Regions from separate parts of the Homo sapiens genome. Here region 2 is linked to region 1. The links are chromatin contacts, found by Hi-C in ENCODE. All regions are on one chromosome and are shown on one strand. Each heading gives the region's core, a stretch centred on a gene start or an enhancer-like site at or near the end of the contact. The rest is flanking DNA. Distances are from core to core; before and after follow the strand shown.

Evidence for each region. A loop is a pair of places that touch in the nucleus more often than their neighbours do. Pooled maps may share reads with other maps.
Region 2: a loop to region 1 is called in a map of CD4-positive, alpha-beta T cell, with 6 times the contacts of the local background. The contact joins the promoter of LINC02846 here to the enhancer-like site in region 1. A Hi-C loop is called at or near these places in 1 of 168 maps with a recorded cell type or tissue (CD4-positive, alpha-beta T cell), 2 of 37 single-sample maps with no recorded cell type and 6 of 50 pooled maps.

Annotation. Positions count from the first base shown.
Region 1 is chr9:133,139,602-133,146,437 of GRCh38, reverse strand. It overlaps a transcript of RALGDS not described here. Among named protein-coding and RNA genes, the nearest start is that of GBGT1, 21 kb to the left of the region's middle. RefSeq lists silencers at 1,673-1,792, 1,823-1,922 and enhancers at 2,069-2,628, 3,081-3,170, 3,221-3,350, 3,750-3,799, 3,850-4,129. Within about 2 kb of position 1,982, at least 27 of the 41 ENCODE cell types and tissues checked have a DNase peak (open chromatin) inside an H3K27ac peak, as active enhancers do; they include CD4-positive, alpha-beta T cell, where a contact is called at or near this core.
Region 2 is chr9:136,103,872-136,110,685 of GRCh38, reverse strand. It overlaps LINC02846 (long intergenic non-protein coding RNA 2846), which reads left to right and starts at 1,250. Exons shown (of 2, transcript NR_189286.1): 1 at 1,250-1,321; 2 at 1,867-2,837. RefSeq lists enhancers at 1-65, 1-151, 466-575, 152-763, 1,086-1,135 and 4 more and silencers at 866-1,055, 3,464-3,563.

The DNA of each region.
Region 1 (6,836 bases), core at 733-3,232:
GGTGGATCACCTGAGGTCAGGAGTTCAACACCAGCCTGGCCAACGTGGTGAAACCCCGTCTCTACAAAAAAGAAATACAAAAATTAGCTGGGTGTCTCGGCAGGTGCCTATAATCCCAGCTACTCCGGAGGCTGAGGCAGGAAAATCACTTGAACCTGGGAGGTGATGAGTGCAGTGAGCCAAGATCATGCCACTGCACTCCAGCCTGGGCGACGGAGCCAGACCCTGTCTCAATAAACAAACGAACAAACAAACAAACAAACATCATGGGAGCCATTGGAAGGTGTTCCCATTGGAAGATGCTCCCATATGCCACAGGGGGCCGATATCTGATTTTTGCTTCATTTTCAACCCGTTCATGGTGCAAATGAGGAAACCAGACCAAGAAGGGAGTGACTTTCCCCAGATCACAGCACCAGTGCCCAGCCTGTCCGACTTGTATTCCGGGCTGTGTCTCGCCCCTGTGAGAAGTTTCTTTCCTCACAGTTGTAAAGGCCAGAGGTCCAAAATCCAGGGGTCAGCAGGACCCTGCAGTCTCTGAAGGCCCTTTTCCTTCCTAATCCTTCCATCTCTAAGTCTGTGAGGCAGCTAACAGGTTTTGTAGTATTGTCTCACATTAGCGTGGTGATGTCCCCAGGAAGTAGACGTTAGAACCATCCCCATTGTGCAGGTCAGGAGACTGGGGAGGCCCTGAAAGGCACAATGGCTAGTTTGGGGTCACAGAACTGGCAAGAGGCAGGAGCTTGGTGACCCAGATGGCTTCCCCTCTCTGAGCCTCAGGGGCTGGGAGCATGAGAACACACTGGTTGGCTGTCCCAGCTCCCAGGGTGGCTGTGAGTACCTGGAAGTGCCCCTTGTCTCCCCTCACACATCTGCCATCACTCTCCCCATTTCCTTAACCCCCAGCACTGCTGCCACTTGATTTTTACGAACATCTGAATATGACGAACATACAGATTTTTACGAACATCTGAATATGACGAAGTAGCAAAGGTGGATATTCACTCATTCATTTCGTATCTGTCTCCTGGGCCCAGGCCATGCCGGGGCGGGGGGTGGGGGTAACAAGAATCCGGGGAGTTGCCAGGGGAAGGGGAAGTGCTCATCTGGGGAGTGCGTGGGCACAGAGAGATTCCAGAAGGAGGTGTCCTGTGGTCGTGGTTGATTCGTGGAGGGGAGGTGTGGTGATGGCACAGAGGGTGATGACTGGGACCAGTGTCTATCGGGTCAGCTTCCTGGGCTGCTGTCACAAAGTGCTGGGTGGCTCAACACAACAGAAATGTATTCTCTCACAGTTCTAAAGGCCAGAAGTCCAAAATCCAGGGGTCAGCAAGGCCATGCTGTCTCTGAAGGTTCTAGGAGAGGATACTTCCTTGCATCTTCCAACCTCTGGTGGCTGCCAGTTTCCTTGGCATTCGTTCCTGGTTTTGTAGACGTGTGACTGCAAACTGTGCCTTCATCAGTTCGTGTCTGTCCGCCTGTGCGTGTCTGTCCAATTTTCCCTGTTATCATAAGGATAGCAGTCATTGGATTAAGGCCCACCCTAATCCAGTATGACCTCATCCGGATTCTATCCGCACAGACCCTATTTCCAAATAAGATCTCATTCACGGGTACCAGAGATCTTTTTGTTCAGGGACACAGTTCAACCCGTAACAGGAGTATTGGGAATGATCCCCCTCCCAAAGGCCGGGTACCCGCGTGCCTACGGGGACTAGGGGAGCAGCGGGGAGTCGGAAGACATCGCAGGAACCCAGCCCCCAGCCAGGGGGTGTGGGGGCGTGAGCGGAGCCCGCCTGCTCCTCAGCTTGGCGCGCTCTGGCGGCAGCACCAGCAGGTGGCGCTGTGCCCTCCCGTGCGGCCGCCCAGCCCGGCGCGGAGCTGCCGCAGACAAAGGTCTCGCTTTCGGGTCGCGAGGAGCTTGCGCACAGCTGTAAACAGGCCAGGGGCACGGCCACCTCATGGGTGACACACACGGGAGGAAATCAAACCAGGCGGGGCCGAGGCGGGGTGACTGGGTGGCGACTTTGCGTCGGAGGCCGGCGGGGGGCGGAGGAGGAGGTGACAGGGGTGGCGAGGAGGACCATGGTTTGCAGACCGTGGTGTCAGCGGGGCGGAAAGGAAGGCAGGGAGGAGGGATAGGGGACCTGCGAGGCTGCAGGGGCCAGGAGTTTGCCTTTCGTTTGGTTCCTCGCCTGCAAGCTGAGCCGGCCTTTCTCAGGCCTCTCCAGAGGCCGTGCGGCTGATGACACTGCGGTTTGCAGATAGCTCTCCTGTTACTGCAGGCCCAGGTCTGCGGGTGCTCGGAAGGCAGCCCTGGGCACGGGTGGGCTGTCTGTGCAGATAGAGACTTGAGGGGTCCTTCCCCCCAACCCCAGCCCCAGACCCTGCCTCAGGGGAGCTGGGATGCCTGAGGTGGTCCTGCTGCTCCTGGTGGGGGTCAGCACAGCCCCTCAGAGGCGCCTTTGATATACAAAGGGGCGAGGCAGTGTGGGGCTGAGGAGCAGGGGTCAGGTCCCCGCCATGGAGCTGCTCACATGGCATCAGCGAAAGGGAGCGGAGTGCACAGCGGGCCGCTGGCCCAGGAGTGGAATGAGTGGAAGCCATTCCTTTATTTTATTATTATTATTATTATTATTATTATTATTATTGTTGTTGTTGTTGTTATTATTATTATTATTATTATTATTATTATTATTGAGACAGGGTCTTGCTCTGTGGCCCAGGCTGCAGTGCAGGGGCCAGATCACGGCTCACTGCGTCCTCGACCTCCTGGGCTCAGACCTCCAGAGTAGCTGGGGCGGCAGGTGCACGCCAACACTCCCAGCTAATTTTTGGATTTTTTTTGTAGAAACAGTTTCACCATGTTGCCCAGGCTGGTCTCAAACACCTGGGCTCAAGGGATTCCCCCCGCCTCGGCCTCCCAAACTGCTAGGATTAAAGGCTTGAGACACTGCATCCAGCAAGAGGCCATTTCTTACTGTCACCTCCCTACCCGCACAAGGCCCTCCCACCACCTCCTCGCTCACCGAGCTACCAGGCCCGCCCCTGAGGCTGCTGGTCCTTGACAGTTGGTTCAGCGATTGATTCACACAGCAGATACTGGCCTCTGTACACCTGGCTGGCGCTGGGTGCCTGGCCTGTGGGAAGCACCCTGGCTTCTGTGGAAGGCTCAGGGGTATGGGGCAGACAGATCTTGTGGAGAAGGCATGGGCTGCGAGCCTGGGGACCTGGATTCAGTGGCCACTCTGCCATCAGTGGCGTGGTCAGTCACCATTGCACGCTAGCCACAGGACTATTCTCCACAGAGTCCTTCCCTCTGTCCCCTGCTGCAGAGGTGCCTGGTGATGACAGCCAGCCTGTAGGCCTTGTGCTAAAGTGTCCCTTGTATCTGCTCAGCACTCTGCAAGATAAGTGCCACTGCCATCCTCACTTCCAGGTGGGGAAACTGAGGCACTGGAAGGGGAAGGAACTCCCACAGCTAGGTAGTGGCAGCTTGGCAATGGCGCCTCCCCGTGTGCACACAAGCCTGGGAAGGGCCAGGCACCAGGACCACATTCCTTCCAATTACAGTGGCCTTCCAACGGTCAGGGCTGGGCCCGGCTGCTGGGCAGGGCGGGGCTGGGAGGCCCTAGGCCCCAAGTGGTGGTTAATGGCGGCAAGGAGACATAAACAGAGCTAATGAGCCCCTTTCATCGTCTCCCTGCTCTAATGAAGGCCTTGGACTCTGGGCTTTGCATTTTGGGGGTTCTTGATTCTGGAGCCTCAAAGAGTCTTAGGGCCAGGGGTATGTGGGCCCCCCCATAGGGGTGGGGTGTGAGCTTATGGACTCCCAGTGTCCCCTCCCAGGGCAGCCAAGCCAGGGTGAGGAAGTGGAGAGGAAAGGGAACGGGAAGCATTGTGGCATCCCCCTAAGAATGACAAGCCCCAGAAAAAAGGGAGTGTTCCCGTGGCAACCCAGAGCAGTTGCTTGGCAACTGCTGGCCCCCAAAATACTTGCCTGCAGGAAGGCTCCGGGCTGGGGCTTTCCGATGGGCTTTCCGATGGCTCACTTCCAACCCCCACCAGCGCACACCCACCCCTGGCCCAAAAAGAAGACTCTGAGGCTGAAAGAGAAAATGCAGAGACCAGGGTCCAGGACCTTCATTAGAGCCTGGGGAGGAAGGGGCCTGACCTGCTGAGTTTCCTCAGATACTTCTCATGGCCCTCCACCCTGACACAGGACCCAGTAGACTCTGCCCCTGGATCCTTCCTGAGGGACACCCCAGTCCACTCCCCCCTCCCCATCTCCCCACTCTGCCAGCCACCCGGCATCAAGCCAGTCCCCTAGCAACAGAGGCCGCTTCCTGGATACCTGAGTGAGAGTTGACAGTGGCAGAATGTCAGAAAACGCAAGGTCAGAAAGCACAGCGATGGCTCGGTGCCAGCCAGAGTGTGTGGGGCCATGGGGTACCACGTGTGGTACCGTGTGCTTTGCCGCCCTGCAGCCGTGGGCTCCCTGGCCTGGGGCTGGATGGCATGCCAGGTTGTGGTTGGGCTGGGTACAGCCCTTGGAACAGGGGACTGTGGTTCTGGGCCAACTTTGATACCGACTGACTATGTGACCTTAGTGTGTCCCTTCTCGCTGGCCTCAGTTTCCCCATTGGTGGCCCATCTACCCCTCTGCCTGTGTGTTTACCGTTCAGTGCATAAACATTGCCCTGTGAATTATGTCACCTACTGGGGCCTTGGGGCAGGAGAGTGAGGGGACCAGGACCAGGCCGCCACTGCCCTTCCTCCTCACATGTCGGCATCCACCTCGGCCATCAGGCCCCTGGTCCTCAGGTGAGGCAGGTGGCTTTGGAGCAGGACACCTGGGTCCAAATTCCAGCTCAGCGCTTATTGCTGGGCATCCTAGAAGCAGCACAGGTCCCCTCTGAGCCTCCCTGTCTGCCCTGAGGTCCCCGCAGTTGCTGTGAGGGTGTAAGAAAGCCCTGCCCTTGGGCTCCCATAGGGGCTGCCTTAGTTTGTGGGCACCCACCCTGCACCCAGACTTGGGCACTGCGGGAGCCGAGGTGAGAACATGGATGAGGGGTGTCCAGCCTGGAAGGAGCGAGGTGGAGCCCCAGACCCTGGGAGAGGGTGGGGCAGTAGAATGGTGGGAAAAGGCAGGTGGGGCCACACTGCCCAGTGGGTTGGACTTTGGGGATGGGAAGGCTATGAGACCTGGTTGCCTCAGATGTTCTCTCTGGGGATGGCAGTGAGGGTAGGACTGTTGGTGACAACTCTGCAGGAACTCCCGGTGCTCTCATGGAGCCAGGATGCCAGTCTGACCCTGGTCATTTGCTCACTGTGTGACCCTGGGTCATGATTTCACCCCTCTGAGCCTCCCTTGCCCCATCTGTCAAATGGGCAAGGGGTGTGCCCACCTCCGGAGTTGGGTACTGGGCTCGTATGTTCACTTGGGGGTCGTCGGCTGGGCTCAGGGTGATCCCATGGGGACTCTGCCCAGCCACCCCCAGCTGGAGTGCCACAGGAGGAGGGGCAGGGCAGAGGGCAGCACAGACAGTGGCGGGGAGCTGCCGGCCCACAGCCCAAGGTGCGTGCAGCCCCGGCCCACGTTCTTGCCGGATGCCACGCCAAGAAGGCGGGCGGATGAGGCGAGCCCCCAGCCCAGCACCAAGGAACAGGCTGCAGGAAGCCAGTTGGTGGGAGGGAAGATTCAGGCACACAGCCCCACCCACCCTGCGTGGGTGCTGCACTAAGGACCTTCCCCACCCCCTCCCCCACGTTGGCCTCCCCTCCCTGCACTGCATGGTGGGCACATAATTAACTGAATTGAGCTGCCCAGTCCTTCTGGGAAGGATAAGGGGGGCCGGGACCCACTGCCTGCTGGAGGGCACCCCAGTCCTTCCCTCTTTCTAGGTTAGGGTCCAGAAAGGGCTCCCATGGGAAGGGTGCAGGACCTCTCTGCTGGACACCACCCGAGAGGTCAGGTGTGCCCATCTGACCTTTGTGTTCCGAGGGAGGAAGGCAGGGAGGGGTGGGCTTGTCCAGTGGAGAGAAAGAAGAAAGCACCCTTGGCCAACCAGAGGCCCTGAGTCCAGGAACTTCCCCCACCTCTGGCACCCGCCCCTCTTGGGACTTTGTCCTGATCCCAGATGTGTGTGTGGGGGGGTGCCCTTTGCCTGTAATGTAAGTTCAAAACTGGGAGGGTGGGACCGTGGGGAGGGTGGGACCATGGGGAGGGTGGCAGAAGGTATTTAAGTCCTGGGGGCTGCCACCACCTGACCTGAATCCATTCCAAAGGGATTCCCGCTCCCACCCCACCCCACCCCACCCCTGCTGGGCTATAGCTGCAGCAGCACTTATCTGTCCCGATGATCAAGTGATCAGCTGATTAATCACCTGACTAGTGCTGTCATCTGTCACGATGTTCACCAGGAACAGCAGCCGCAGGGAAGTTCGGGCTGTCTAGAGGTCAAGGGGAGAGAAGCCTGGGAGGTGGGATGGGAGCCCTGGCTTGGCCTCAGGGGACCCAGACAAGTGGGTTCCTTAACTCCTCTGTACCCCCATTGCCTCCTCTGTGGGCCTACGGATGTGGGGGAGTATGAGATGTTCCTGAGGCCCCTGGCACCGCATGGGCAGGCCCTCCGCAGATGGCAGCCAATGTCTGCTCCGCTTCGCAGAAGGGAGATGGCCGATGGCCCACCAGCTCCCGCTGCCCTTGGGGAGCCAGGGTGTGGGTGGAGGGCAGGGACACTTGCAGGCCCTAAGTTGAATCCACAGGTTTTTTTCAGGTAGGGGAACTACGGCCCCGAGGAGGCGAGTAAGTTGCCCAGGCCACGCATCCCACT
Region 2 (6,814 bases), core at 1-2,500, 3.0 Mb before region 1:
CTGTTGCTGAAAAGTGGAATCCAAGCTGAGGAGCCAGCAGAGGGCAGGCAGTGGCTGGAAGGGGGTGGTGCTGGGGATTTCAAGATCTAAGATGCTCGGTCAAGATGGGCCACGTGCTGTCCCATCCCCAGCACAGGGTGGCCTCGGAAGGCTGCCCCGTCAGAGCCCCCATGTGCAGCCTCCACAGGCAAAACCACCCCAAACGCACACACACAGGAATGTCCTCCACCTCCCGCCCCTCCGCAGGGGGCAGGACAGGACAGCAGGGGCTGAGGGGGAAGGTGCCCGGCTCCAAACACAGCCCCCAGCAGGAAGGACGGCAGGGCCAGGCGCGGCCCCCACTCCAGACCAGAGCATGACTCCCCCGGTGCCGCTGCGTCGATGGTGATATTGATGCTCCGTGATCTTGGAAGGGCCTGTCCCCTCCAGCGTGCGATCGGAGGAGGGCGCGGGCCCTGGCAGTGCTGTGAGTGCTGATTCAGCGTTTTCTGGGGGAGACAAACGTGCTTCGATCTGCAGAGGCCAGTGCGTTTCTCTTCTTCCTTATGGGTCTCCTTTGGAAAGGGCCCCTCTCTGCCCAGGCCCTCCCTGCAGGCCTCCGCTCATGCCCTCGGAGGCGGGGGCTGCCCTGCACCCAGCCCCGGTGAGCCGCACTTCCCATGCAGCAGGCTGCAGAGGCCGCAGTCCAGAAACACCCCCCACCCCACCGCCTGGCGCGCCTCCTGACGGTTCCCAAAAGAGAGAGCGCCCCGCCGCACCAGCATCCTTGCCCAGGCGGGGCCGTCCGGGTGCAGCTGATTCAGCGGCTCCTGGCCCGGCGCCCCTCCCCCAGCCCAGCTGGGCAGCGTGCCCGGGCATGCCGGCAGCTGTGTCACACGGGCTCTGGCAGGGCTGCTGTGGCGCGCACTGCGCCTGGGGGCGGGGTTGCAGGCTGCTGCGGCGGGCGGGCTGCCAGGCGCCCCCTCCCTGCGGGGCCGCTCCCCTTCCGTGCAGTCCTTGTATGGCCTCCTGCAGAGGAGAGGCCCCGTGGGAGGCGGAAGGCAGAGCTGGGTCTTGGTGCTCCTGGGCTACCGTCAGCCCCCAGGAAATAATCACATCCCAAAGCCCCGTCAGCGGATCCACCGCCACATCCAGAGTCTCCCCATAGCCCGGGTCGGGGCCGCGTTCCTCCATCTCAGGCCAGCCCTGCTGGGGCCACCTGCCGTCCTGACCTGGGCGGAGACTGGAAGGGGCAGGTGGGGCGGGGCCCAAGAGTCCTACCCGACTAATGGGGACAGCCGGAGCCAAGGGGCTCTCAGGGCAGCAGGAGGGCCATGCAGGGGTGAGCCACAGCCCCCAGGGCCCCTCCTGCCAGCTTCGCTGCGCCCATGAGCTTGGGTTTGCCTCTAGCTGAGGGCATGGGGCAGGCCTGGGGAGCCGGTAGGCGCTGACCCAGCGGTGACCCGGGCCCAGGGGAGGAGGGCGCCGGCTCTATTTGGGAAGGGGCTTCGTAAAGGGGCTTGGTTAATTTATGGGAGAACCTCGGTGTCCCCGCCCTGTGAGGGCTGTGGGCGTGGGGTAAATGCAGGGCGGGGAGGGGAGAGGGGTCAGGGCTGAGGAGGAGAAGCAGGGGCAGGAGGCAGGGCGGGGAGGGCAGAGGGGTCAGGGCTGAGGAGGAGAAGCAGGGGCAGGAGCGGTGAGGAAGAGGGGCATTTGGTCGAGGTTGGGTCAGGTAAGGACACGGTGGTAGGCAAAGGCCAGGGGGCAGGTGGGGTGCCTGGGAGGTCCGTGGTCAGAGGATGGGTGCTGGTGGGGCCTGGAGATGGCGGTGCTGCCTCCACCCTCCTGAGCCTGGAGGCCTGACAATTGCATCCGAAAAATCCACAGCCACCATCGTGTCAGCAGCACGTTGACCATGGCTCACGACATGGGGACGGGCATTCTTGCCGCTTCCTCAGAATATTAACGACGGTCCCAGCAGAATGCTGTATGAATATTCATATGGAGCTCAATCAAGCCTGGGCTGGCGGATGGCACAGGGAGAGGCGCCGTGACAGGCTGGGCCCGGGTCCCAGTGGGCACACCTTGGCAGGGTGTGGCCGTAAGTCTCCGCCAGCTCCAGCCAGGATCTGCCTCCCTCGGGATGGGACAGGCCTGGGCCTGTTGTATGGCCACAGGCAGAAGAGGCCGATGAGTGACATGACATCACCACTTAGTGACTGCCCTCGTCCTGGGAGCCCAGATGCTGGGGCGGGGCTCCTTCCTGAAAGACCCAGAGAAGTTCATCTCAGGTTTAATGGGGGCACTGCTGCCTCAGAAGCCAGGCAGTGGGTGGTGAGGTCCCTGTCCTCACTGGGGTCTGCAGCCGAGGAGGACTGGCCACCGAGGCCCAGGCCAGGCACAGGGATGCTGGGTGGCCATGGCCAGTCCTCCCGGGAGCCCCTAGCACCTTGGGCCTGCCCCCAGCTCTCACGCCGGGAGAGGTTTTTTCCCACTCCGGTGGCCGACGCCCTGGTGAAGGGATTCGCAGAACGGGAGCACATGGATTTCCAGTTCTTCCCAGCGGGCGCACGTAGGCCGGCACCCTCTCTCTCGTCTTTGGGCAGAACTCGAGTGCTGCTAGACCCTTGGCCCCGCTCACTGCGCTGGGCCGCACTGCACCCATTTCCTCCCAGCAAGGGCGGTCCCTGGACTCCTCTGACCTGAACTGCTTCCGAGTTTGCTTCTCAGAACCAAGAGGGGCTGGCTCTGCGCCCTGCCTACCTGTCCAGGGGTGGGGGCTGCCCTTTGAAGCTATCAATCTGGGTTTTAAGTGTGGATTCATTATTGACAACACCATGACGTTATGCTGACATGAATTATTTGTATGTTTTTCAAATTGTGCTGTGATAACCCTGGCTGTCTTCCTGCTCCCATAGTGGATAAAAGCGTCCGAAAGAATGCCGCCATCTCTCTTCTCCCCACAGCCTGGAGCTGGGCCAACCGGAACTCAGCCACCACCTGTGCTCGGTGCAGCCTGGTTTGACCCCCACCCTCCTCCACCTGGCTGGGGTGCGTGCCTGGCACATGTATGTGTGCACGTATGTGCGTGTGGGGGTGTGGCATTTGTGTGCCCAAGTGTTTTCTGCTGTCGTGTCTCACGTCCTGGCTCTGCCGCCCTCCACATCCATGGCTCCTTCCCGTGCTCCCTCAGATGGTCCCCCAAAGAACGGAGGGACTCCGGCCCCTTGAGGAACAGGGAAGCCCCTGCCTGGGTAGCCACTGGCAGGTGAGTCCTGTGTTCCTGCCGAGAAAAAGTCTGCTTTCAAACGCGGATGGGCAAGCACTCCCTTTGCGGTCGCCGCGCTTGGGGTCGCCGGTTGCTGGGCTGATTGGCAGGAAGAGGTGCGGCTCCCCGGCCCCTCGTGAGGCTGTGCAGCCATCTGCCCCTCTCCAGGCCCAGCTCTTCCTGTGAGATAAGGGGGCGGGAACCCAGGGAGGCTGGGCCTACAGCGTGCAGTGAGGTGAGGTGCTGGACTAGCTGTTCTCAGGTCACCCCCAGGGAAAGCCCTAGGCCCGCATTCTGTCCCCAGGTGGGAAGTTCAGGGAGAAGGAACCAGGGCTGGGGTTGGACTCAGGGCGGGGGGCGGGGGGGCGGGGCTCACGATGTCACCTGTGGCACGGCTGCCGCAGTGGGCCAGGGAGCTCCAGATTCCCTGGGTCACCGTCTTACCAGGGCCTGGGTTGGGGCCTGGGTCGGGGCCATGGGATTGCAGAAGCAGCACTGGAGGCTGGTGCCCTGTTCCTTCCACCAAAACTGGGCAGACCCTCTCCTCAAGGGAAGGTGCCGGGGGCTGGCTGCAGGCCCTGCCTGAGGCAGATCTGATGACCTTGGGCCAGGAAGACAAGGCCATTTGTGGCCCAAACCCTTTCCTGGGGCTTATTCTCAAGGATGTATCCTGGTGGGGGCTGTCTCCAGGGGTCGGTCTGTAGAAGGATGCTAGACCCTCTCTGGGAGCTCCGAGCCTAACACGAACAAACAAAAGAACAGGTTGCTGCCCCACGGGTTCCTGGGGCTGGGTGCAGAGCAAGCCTTCACATTCACTTTCTGAATGACTGTGCCAAGGGCCAGCTGAGGCCCCCACGAGTACGTCTTCCGGGCAGGATGTCCCTCGAGAGCTGTGCTTGCCTCTCACCAACTTAGAACTAACCCCACTCCCAGGCTGGGCACGGTGGCTCACACCTGTAATCCCAGCACTTTGGGAGGCCGAGGTGGGCGGATCACTTGAGGTCCGGAGTTCGAGACCAGCCTGGCCAACATGGTGAAACCCCGAATCTACTAAAAATACAAAAATTAGCTGGGCGTGGTGGCAGGCGCCTGTAATCCCAGCTACTCGGGAGGGTGAGGCAGGAGAATCGCTTGAATCTGGGAGGTGGAGGTTGCAGTGAGCCGAGATCTCACCACTGCATTCCAGCCCGGGGGACAGAGCAAGACTCCATCTCAAAAACAAACAAACAAAAAAGCCAACTACCCCCCGGCCCCCCCAATACACCCCGGAAAAGCAGCCCTGCTGTTTGGAATCTGACCCCTTAAAGTCCTTCTGTCTGTCCTATCTGGGAGCCTCTAGATGCTGCCAAAGGCTTTCCCAAGCCCAGCTCTCACATGTTTCCTGCAAAGGACAGTGGCTGTCCCCTGAGCCTGACTTGGCCAAGGGGCTCTGCCGTGCCTCCCGGGAGGAGGTGAGTCACTGCAGCCGCCCGACCCTCAGCCTTCTCTGGAGCAGGAGGCAGCAGCTGCTTTACAGCTGCATAAAACATTAGAGGGAAATTTAGGACAAAAGAGGAAGACGATTAGAGCATCCAATTTAAACCGAGGGAGGGCATACGGAACCCAAAACGGCACTGCCCTAATTCAGGAGCAGAGGGAGGCACGGGCTCTGCAACCGCTGACAAGAACCAAAATACTCACCCAGTTTTCTTCTGCAAAAGAGACCCAAAGTTGCCTGACAAGATGCCCACAGATGTCCCAGGCCCTGCGGGAGCCGACCTCCTCCCCAGGGGATGATGCAGCCCGCTCCGTGCCCATGCCAGCTGGCCAAGGGCACAGCAGATGCCCCAGGTCACCATCCTTCCAGGGACCTGGCTCAGAGCCATGGGATGTTCTGTTCTTTCCGCCAAGACTCTGTGGGCACCGCTGTGGCAGGCCAGAGCAAGGCTGAGAAGTGGCCGGGAAGGAGCCACATCCAACTGTGCAGGCAGCTCCCCCCAGCTCCCTCCCTGCTCTCTGCTCTCCCTGGACCAACTGGCCCAGCCTAAGGCTGTGCAGGGACTGGACAGCAGGGTCTGACCCCAGCCTTCCTGGGCCTGGGGCACAACACTCTTGCTTTCGGGTCAGCATCTGCAATGGTGCTTCCTCCTGGGGACAGGGGTGTGGCCCCCTTGGCTGGTCAACTCTGCTGTGTCCCTTGGCTCTTGCTGTCCACTGGAGAAGATGGTCCCAGGGAAGCAGAGGCTGCCCAGAGACGGGGGCTTTCCGTGTGGGGCTTTCGGTATGGGGCCAGATGAGCAGGTCTCTTATCTCCAGACCAGCCTTCAGCAACTTCCAGCTGCGAGATGAGGGCACCCAGTCCTCACTTTAACCACAGGACCACAGAGACGAGGGGAAAAGCAAAACAAGGGAGGCCAATGGTTTGGGAACCCTGGCTCTGCCCTCAGGAGCACACTGGGCCTGCCTGCCGGGTTGGTCTGTAAGCCAGTGAGCACTCCCCACCCACCCCACCATGCACCCAGCATCTGAGCTGCCAGGGTCCCCTTTGACCCCCGCAGTGCAGGTGTGCTGGCACCATCGGCCAGATCCACTGTACTGGGCCCTGGCTTAGCCTCTAGTGGAGTGGGGTCTACCAAATGACAATAGGCCAGGGCCGGAGAAACTGAGGAAAGTGAGACCCTCTCAGTGGGGCAGAGCTGCAGGCCCACCCAGATGCTGCTTTCTTGGGGGGATTTAGGAATCTCTGAAGCAAATGCATGCTTCAGTTACAGACTAGTGCTTGAGCATAGCAGGACTTGAAATGGACAGGCATTCCTGCCCTGGTCCTGGTAAGGTGAATTAGCATAATAAAAGCAAATGTGCTCTGCCCAGGGTTTTTGGAAGTGAGGTGGTTTATGTGATCTTCAGCTGCCTGTTCCGTCCTTCAGCTTGTATGTAAGAAGCACCAGGAAACACCCTCCCCCATGGACACTAAAGCAGGGGCCGTTCTGTCACGGAGCAGCCACCTCCAGATGGCTGTGCACCTGCACACCTGCTGGCACGCCCTGCCCGGAGCCAGGTGAGCTCTCTGTATCTGGAGAAGCCCTGGGCTTGCATGGGCAGGCTGCAGGGGTGGAGGGGGGGGCGACCTGCAGGGTGGGGTGGGACACCAGTGCTCTCTCTCTCCTGAGATCACATTCCTGGGCATCCGGCATGAAGGTCACAGAAACGGGCAGTGTTTGGCTGCACTTGCTGGGGGCTCAGGGGCTGCTCTAGCAGCAGCAGGGCAGTGCGCCGAGCCCAGCGTCCGGGCAGGCGCTCAGCAGGGTGGCTTCCTGGCCCATCGTTGTTACTAGGGAATTGAAGCCCAAGTCCCTGGCGACGCCCCGCTTCCCCATCCCTCCACTGCACAGAGGCACTCCGGATTGCTCTGGGGTGCATTCCTGGGACCTTGGCCTCCCCTCCAGCCCTTCCGAGTTCCCTGAACCCCAGCAGACACACGGCCATGAGGCTGGCTGGCAGGAGGCCAGGGGTGCAGCGTGGACACCTCAGGGACTCCTCCCCGCCCCGGAGGCCCCTATGCACGGGGTGTGGGGGCGGCATTCATCC